Linked DNA regions of Mus musculus: region 1 is linked to region 2. The links are chromatin loops, found by intact Hi-C in ENCODE. Cell type or tissue: gastrocnemius. All regions are shown on one strand. Each heading gives the region's core, and the rest is flanking DNA. Links, peaks and the distances in the headings are about the cores only.

What was found. Peaks named below come from ENCODE experiments on the same cell type or tissue, not always from the same donor. Only the 100,000 strongest peaks of a DNase experiment are listed, where the experiment ranks them.
Region 1: a loop joins it to region 2, with 2.3 times the contacts of the local background. A loop is called at or near these places in 1 of 42 quality-filtered maps.

The regions. Positions count from the first base shown.
Region 1 is chr17:50,438,451-50,441,368 of GRCm38, forward strand. No RefSeq gene overlaps it. Among named protein-coding and RNA genes, the nearest start is that of Gm31015, 16 kb to the left of the region's middle. In gastrocnemius, for the core only: no CTCF peak of the experiment used is centred there; DNase peaks (open chromatin) are centred at 1,153 and 1,521; H3K27ac peaks cover 1,404 bases.
Region 2 is chr17:50,627,343-50,630,260 of GRCm38, forward strand. All of the region lies in intron 3 of Plcl2 (phospholipase C-like 2), which reads left to right. Among named protein-coding and RNA genes, the nearest start is that of Plcl2, 120 kb to the left of the region's middle. In gastrocnemius, for the core only: a CTCF peak has its summit at 1,595; no DNase peak of the experiment used is centred there.

The DNA of each region.
Region 1 (2,918 bases), core at 181-2,680, 190 kb before region 2:
TTTGCTTACATAAAATGTTCAGTATAGGAGGCAGACTGAGACGGGACTCTCCAGTTAGAAAAGAACCAACAACCCTGAGAGAGGACCAGAAAACTGTGGCTCTTGTACCCACAGCTAACGCACTAGACCATAAATTATGTCATTTCCACCCATGGCTTATTGGCCAAAACAAGTCATAAAGTTCCAGTAAAAGAACTAAAACATTTCTGGAAACAGAACATCCAAGAGGCTGCTGACACGATAACTTATGTACTTCCTCAAGCATTCATGCAACAGATACTTGAATATATTGCAAGGCATAGCAGCAAACCCTGGGCCTACGAGGATGACCAAGTAGCCAAGGTTCATTGCAAGGCATAGCAGCAAACCCTGGGCCTACGAGGATGACCAAGTAGCCAAGGTTCATTGCAAGGCATAGCAGCAAACCCTGGGCATACGAGGATGACCAAGTAGCCAATGTTCTTAGGGAGCTTTCTGACCATTTGCCAGGACGTTGGAAGAGCAATTAAAGCAAAGGCCGACCGACAAGTTCTCTGATAAGGAGAGAACAAGATGCTCCTCTGTATCAGCCGTGTTTGTGCTCAGTAGAGAGAGCTAGGGCTGTGAGCGTTTGTCCTCATGATGGGGACTGGGACAAGCACTGTGAGGGAGGGTCTGGGACAGGCACAGAGTAGGGAGAGGGTATGGGACAAGCAGGAGGAAGGGTCTGGGACAGGCAATGAGTAGGGAGAGGGTGTGGGACAAACATTCAGTGGGGTGGGTGTGGGACAGGCACTGAGTAGGGGGGTCTGGAACAAGCACTAGGCTGGGGGCTCTCTTCATGCCTCTTGTTCTCCTCACTGCATATATGCTCTATTTCTTAAGACAGCCATAGCAAAATCTGTAGGTAGTTGCCAGGAAGCGGGCATCCTGACTGTGGAGTTATTTGTAGGTCATCGGGGAGTGTATCCATCTTTGTGGACTCACTGGTTCATGCTCCCAGAATTCAGCATAAAACTTGGCACTAGTGTTTCTGATCCAGAGAGCAAGTTGACAGCAGGCTGGAAGCCAGCAGACCTCTGGATTCTATCCTAAAGAGATCACACCAGGGCAGCCAAGAGTCCAGAGCCACCTCCACAGGCCTCTGTGGCACTGAGAGTGGACGCTGCAGGGATCCAGACAGGAAGGTATCACTCAGCTTCCCACTGCTTGCTTCCAGGCCCTCTGTGGGAGCTGCCACTAACCTCTTACCCTCTGACCGGCTCATGCTCAGAGCAGGACATGTGACTGAGTGTCACAGATCAGTTGCTGCCATCTGGCACAAATGTATTAAATTCCCATTCCAGGGATGTGATTATTTTCTTCTCACTAAAATTCATTCGAAATGATACGCTGTGTGGCAGGCCAAGGTTAGGAGCATGCATTGGGAGACAGGCTTCTGTATGTGGACTGTGGAGCTAGGCTTTCTGGGGTTGTTTCCCAGTGCTGCAATTTCCACTCAGGCATCTGGGCCAGTGGCTTGGCCAGCTTTCTCATTGGTGAAGGGGTGATGGTTGTTGTGCCTGATACCACCTCCGAAGTCAGCAGGGTCCCTGCTGTGCTATCATCTGTCATCATTGCCACTTCTGCACCCCTGATGAGGTGTTCAGAGCACACTTCTTTGTGCTAGCTCAAGGGAGAACACAGTCATTCATGCAGATGTATGGCATGACGCTTAAGGCAGGAGTTCAGTGGAATGCCAGACCCTACTTCAGATGTCAGCCTGGTCTTTCCTAAATGTATGGCTTTAGGTGACTTATGAAGCTCCAGGCTTCATCTGCAAGGAGTGAATAGTGGTCCAGGGGTTCGAGTGGAGATTCGGAATGCAAGACACACACACACACACACACACACACACACACACACACACACACACACACACACGGAATTAGAGTGTTTGATATCATTTAGTAGCAACGGCAAATTGGAACTGAGGGCCCAGGAGCCCATGAATCTGGCAGAGTGGCTGTGTTTTGACGGGGCTGGAAAAGTAGGAGCAGAATATTCTGAGGAACTATCTACCATAGAGGATTTCTTTTAGGAGATGCTATGGAACCTACACCCTGAAAAGGGGGCTCACCAATTTACCTCTCTGTCTTGCTTTCTTAATTTAAATAAATAAATAAATAAATAAATAAATAAGGCGCTAACAACCTGCCTCAAAGGGTTCTTGTGTGCAACCTAGCACTGCTAGTATAACTGTTGTTCTTAATTCTCCTGCAATGGCAGAGGTATTTTTTTAAACAACTTTACTGAGTCACAGTTGATGTACAAAGAACTTATATTTCTTATATACAATTTGAGACTGAACATAGGCAGTTATTTATGAAACTATCATTGTGCTCAAAATCGAGATAATAAGTGCATCTAATCCGATTTCTCTCACAGTATTCTTGTGTCTCTGAGTGGTGTTTTGTTGTAGTTGTGTGTTGGGAGTTTGACTCTGGAACCTTATGCACAAACGGAGACCAGCATCCAACTAATAAGCTACAGTCTAGTAGTTTATTTTCTTCATGTGGTAAGAGCACTTCATAGGAGACCTAGCCTACCTGTGATGGTTCGTATATGCTTGGTCCAGGGAGTGGCACTATTAGGAGGTGTGGCCTTGTTGGAGTAGGTGTGGCCTTGTTGGAGTAGGTGTGTCATCGTGGGTGTGGGCTTTAAGACCCTGTCCTAGCTATCTGGAAGCCAGTCTTGTCCTAGTTGCCTTTAGAACAAGAGGTGGATCTCTCAGTTCCTCTAACCCCACATCTGCCTGGACACTTCCATGTTCCTTCCTTGATGATAATCGACTGAACCTCTGAACCTGTAAGCCAACCCCAATTAAATGTTGTCCTTTATAAGAGTTGCCTTGGTCATGATGTCTGTTCATAGCAGTAGAACCCTAGCTAAGACACTAG
Region 2 (2,918 bases), core at 126-2,625:
CACCTTCCTCTCCTCGGAGACAAGACGCGCTATAAATAGGCAATGATAACAGTACTACTATGTTTAATTGAAATGGAGTTTTTGAAATGTAATTAATTTAGTAACAATAACTTTAAACAAGCATTCAGTGCTCTAGATGGCCCATAAACAGGAAAGAGTGAAGTTCCTGTCACTCTCAAAAAGTAACTTGCTCTCTGGAAAAAAAAAATGTCTTTAAGCAGCTCAGGTTCACCTTTCCTTTTGTAGACTGAGTCAGGCCAGGTTTGAGCCGTTCTCCTCACTATCCTGTAAGTAAAGTATGACCTCTAAGTTCTCTGTCTTAAAGCTCAGAGACTGAAGGACACAGAAGGATCCGGCCTGGGTTACATATCAAGGCAGAAACCAGTAAAGACTGTATCCCACAGGACTGTCATGGCGGCCCACAGATCCTGTCAAAGGTTCCTCTCAGCTCCCAGACTGCCCATCCCTTCACTTAGCCACACCCCTTCACTTAGCCACACCCCTTCACTTAGCCACACCCCTTCACTTAGCCACACCCCTTCACTTAGCCACACCCCTTCACTTAGCCACATCCCTTCGTGCTGTCCCTGCTCTAGAGGATATTGAGTGCACTGTGCACCTAAGTTCCAAGCTGCCTGGACTGTGCTATAGTTAGTTTAGAAAAGCAGAGGGTAAGAGGCTGACATGACCAAAGGCCCAGCAAAAGGATGGTGTTTCTGAGCCTTCATCTGTAAGGTCAGGACGTTGTAAGACACTTCCCGCAGTGCACTAGTTTAATGTGTGAGAATACACATACAATTCCCCAGAGTGATCACCTGAACATAACAGGTTGATCGTTAAATGGACTATTAAGAGAATTGGTACATTTTATATGTACATGAATTTGCTTTCCTGGTACTCTCCATATGGAAAATCACAACAAGAAACACTTCTTGAGCTGGTAGAAATTATATAGCTTGGGTGGGGTTAGCTTTATAATCGCATGGAGTTCCTTTTCAGCATATAAGTTCTGTTTCAATGTTCATATTTCAACATTTTTGTTTCCCTTGTGAATATAATATTGTGCAGAATTAGAGATAGTACAAAATCAAATCTAAAATTCTTTACATTTTTGGAAATTCTGTTTGAAAATAACATTTTTTTTAAAAAGCACTTTTATTTTTAATATTTTGGTTAAAACTGAACTGAAGTTTAAAACTCAGGAATTTAAAATGTATCTAGGAGTTTATAGTGAAATAAATATCTCAGTACACCGATTTTATAACTATTTATTTGGGGACAGTTAGAAGCCCTGGATCTTTTGAGCCCTTCTTTGTTTCTCTTAGGCTGTTCTGTATAGCAGGGTGTGCTCGTGGCCCATGTGCATTCGAATTTAGATCTCCAAGCTGCACTGTTGGGACTCTTGTGGGGTTTGCTGTCTACATCTCCATCCCTGCCCAACTGATTTTCTTTGAGATTTTCTTTGGTTTTTTTCTTTGAGGAATGAATTTTTCTCCAAGTTTCCTCTTTATGTTCTTCCCCTTATCCCAGCTTCCTTCTCTCCACCTTCCTGCCTAGCAAATGTGTATTACTAAGGACTTCTAGTGGCTAACTCTGGAAGTGCTTCTCAGAAAAAAAATTACAAATATAAACAGTTAGTCTATCCACTTTCATAAACTATCACTGCAACTGGCAAGAATCTTGCAAGAATCCTGGCTGGCTTTTAAAATAATTCTGACTGCATGATACTATTCATTCTTATAACACTTTTACTGAATTCAGTTGATTATTTCAGTATAAAGAACCTGTGCTATAATGTGTATTAAAAGCATTTGATGTTACCTTCTGTTTATGAGAGTCAGTTCAGAAACTGTCTTGAAGTTTCATCTGTAAATGAGATTTCTAAATATGCGAATGAATTTAGGTGTACATTAGAGTGATAAGTGATAGAAATAGTTACTGTGGTCAGAGAGGCTTTTTATATTTTGGAATTCCAGCCATATAAAATGGAGTGTTATTGCTGTGCAAGCTGCAATCTAGTGCATAAGAGGTTCGGGACGTGCCGTGGCTTGGATGAAGGTTTTTGTGCCATGAAAGTCTCTTCTAGTCCCTGAAAACCACCCATGGATGATATAAAAGGTTAGAGCAGATTGGAAAGGTAGAGAATTCTTAGCTTTCTGGGCTGGGACCAGGGGCTACTCACAACTCCCAATCCACTGCATATTGACTTATCACTGGACATCATCTCCCGCAAGGTGTGAGAACAACTGAGTGCATTATGGAAGCAGGCTTGTGTGATACCACCACTAAGCTTAGGTTGAATATGACAGAAAATGGATTAAAATTGCACTTCATTAAAGCAAGCAAGAAAAAAAAATCTTTAGAAGTATTCTCCCTCTGTACTGAGTGCTGGGATTGTACTTGATTTGAAAATGCAAATTTGTTCCCAATTGATACGTTTAAGAACATTTTGCAAATAACTTAAAATTTCACACTTCCTTATGTGCAGTTTTGTCTGTAAGTAACACTAGGTGAACCAGAAAACGGTTCCCGGGTGAACTGAGTGTTAAGTCCCTGCCAGTTCCCTGGGTTCCGTGAGTCTGTTTGAACCTCTAGGCATCCATGTGTGTTACTGTGATCTGACTGGTCTGTGAGATTTCAGGTGCCCTTCTTGCAGTACCTCACAGCAGCTCACGGCACAAGCTGTAGCCTTCAGTGCCCACTTCTGCTTCAGGGCTTTTTCAAGGTCTGTTGTGCTGCTGTCATCTGTTGGTATTTAGTTGATTTGTGTGGTTTTAGGTTTTTCAGTGTTGTGCCCTTAACCTCACTTTCCTTATAAAGCCCTGTATTTTTAATTGTGCATTTTTATATAATGTAGTGATATTTCCAGGGCTGCATATGCAGCGTTATTACAGAACTGTTGATATTGCAGTTGCATT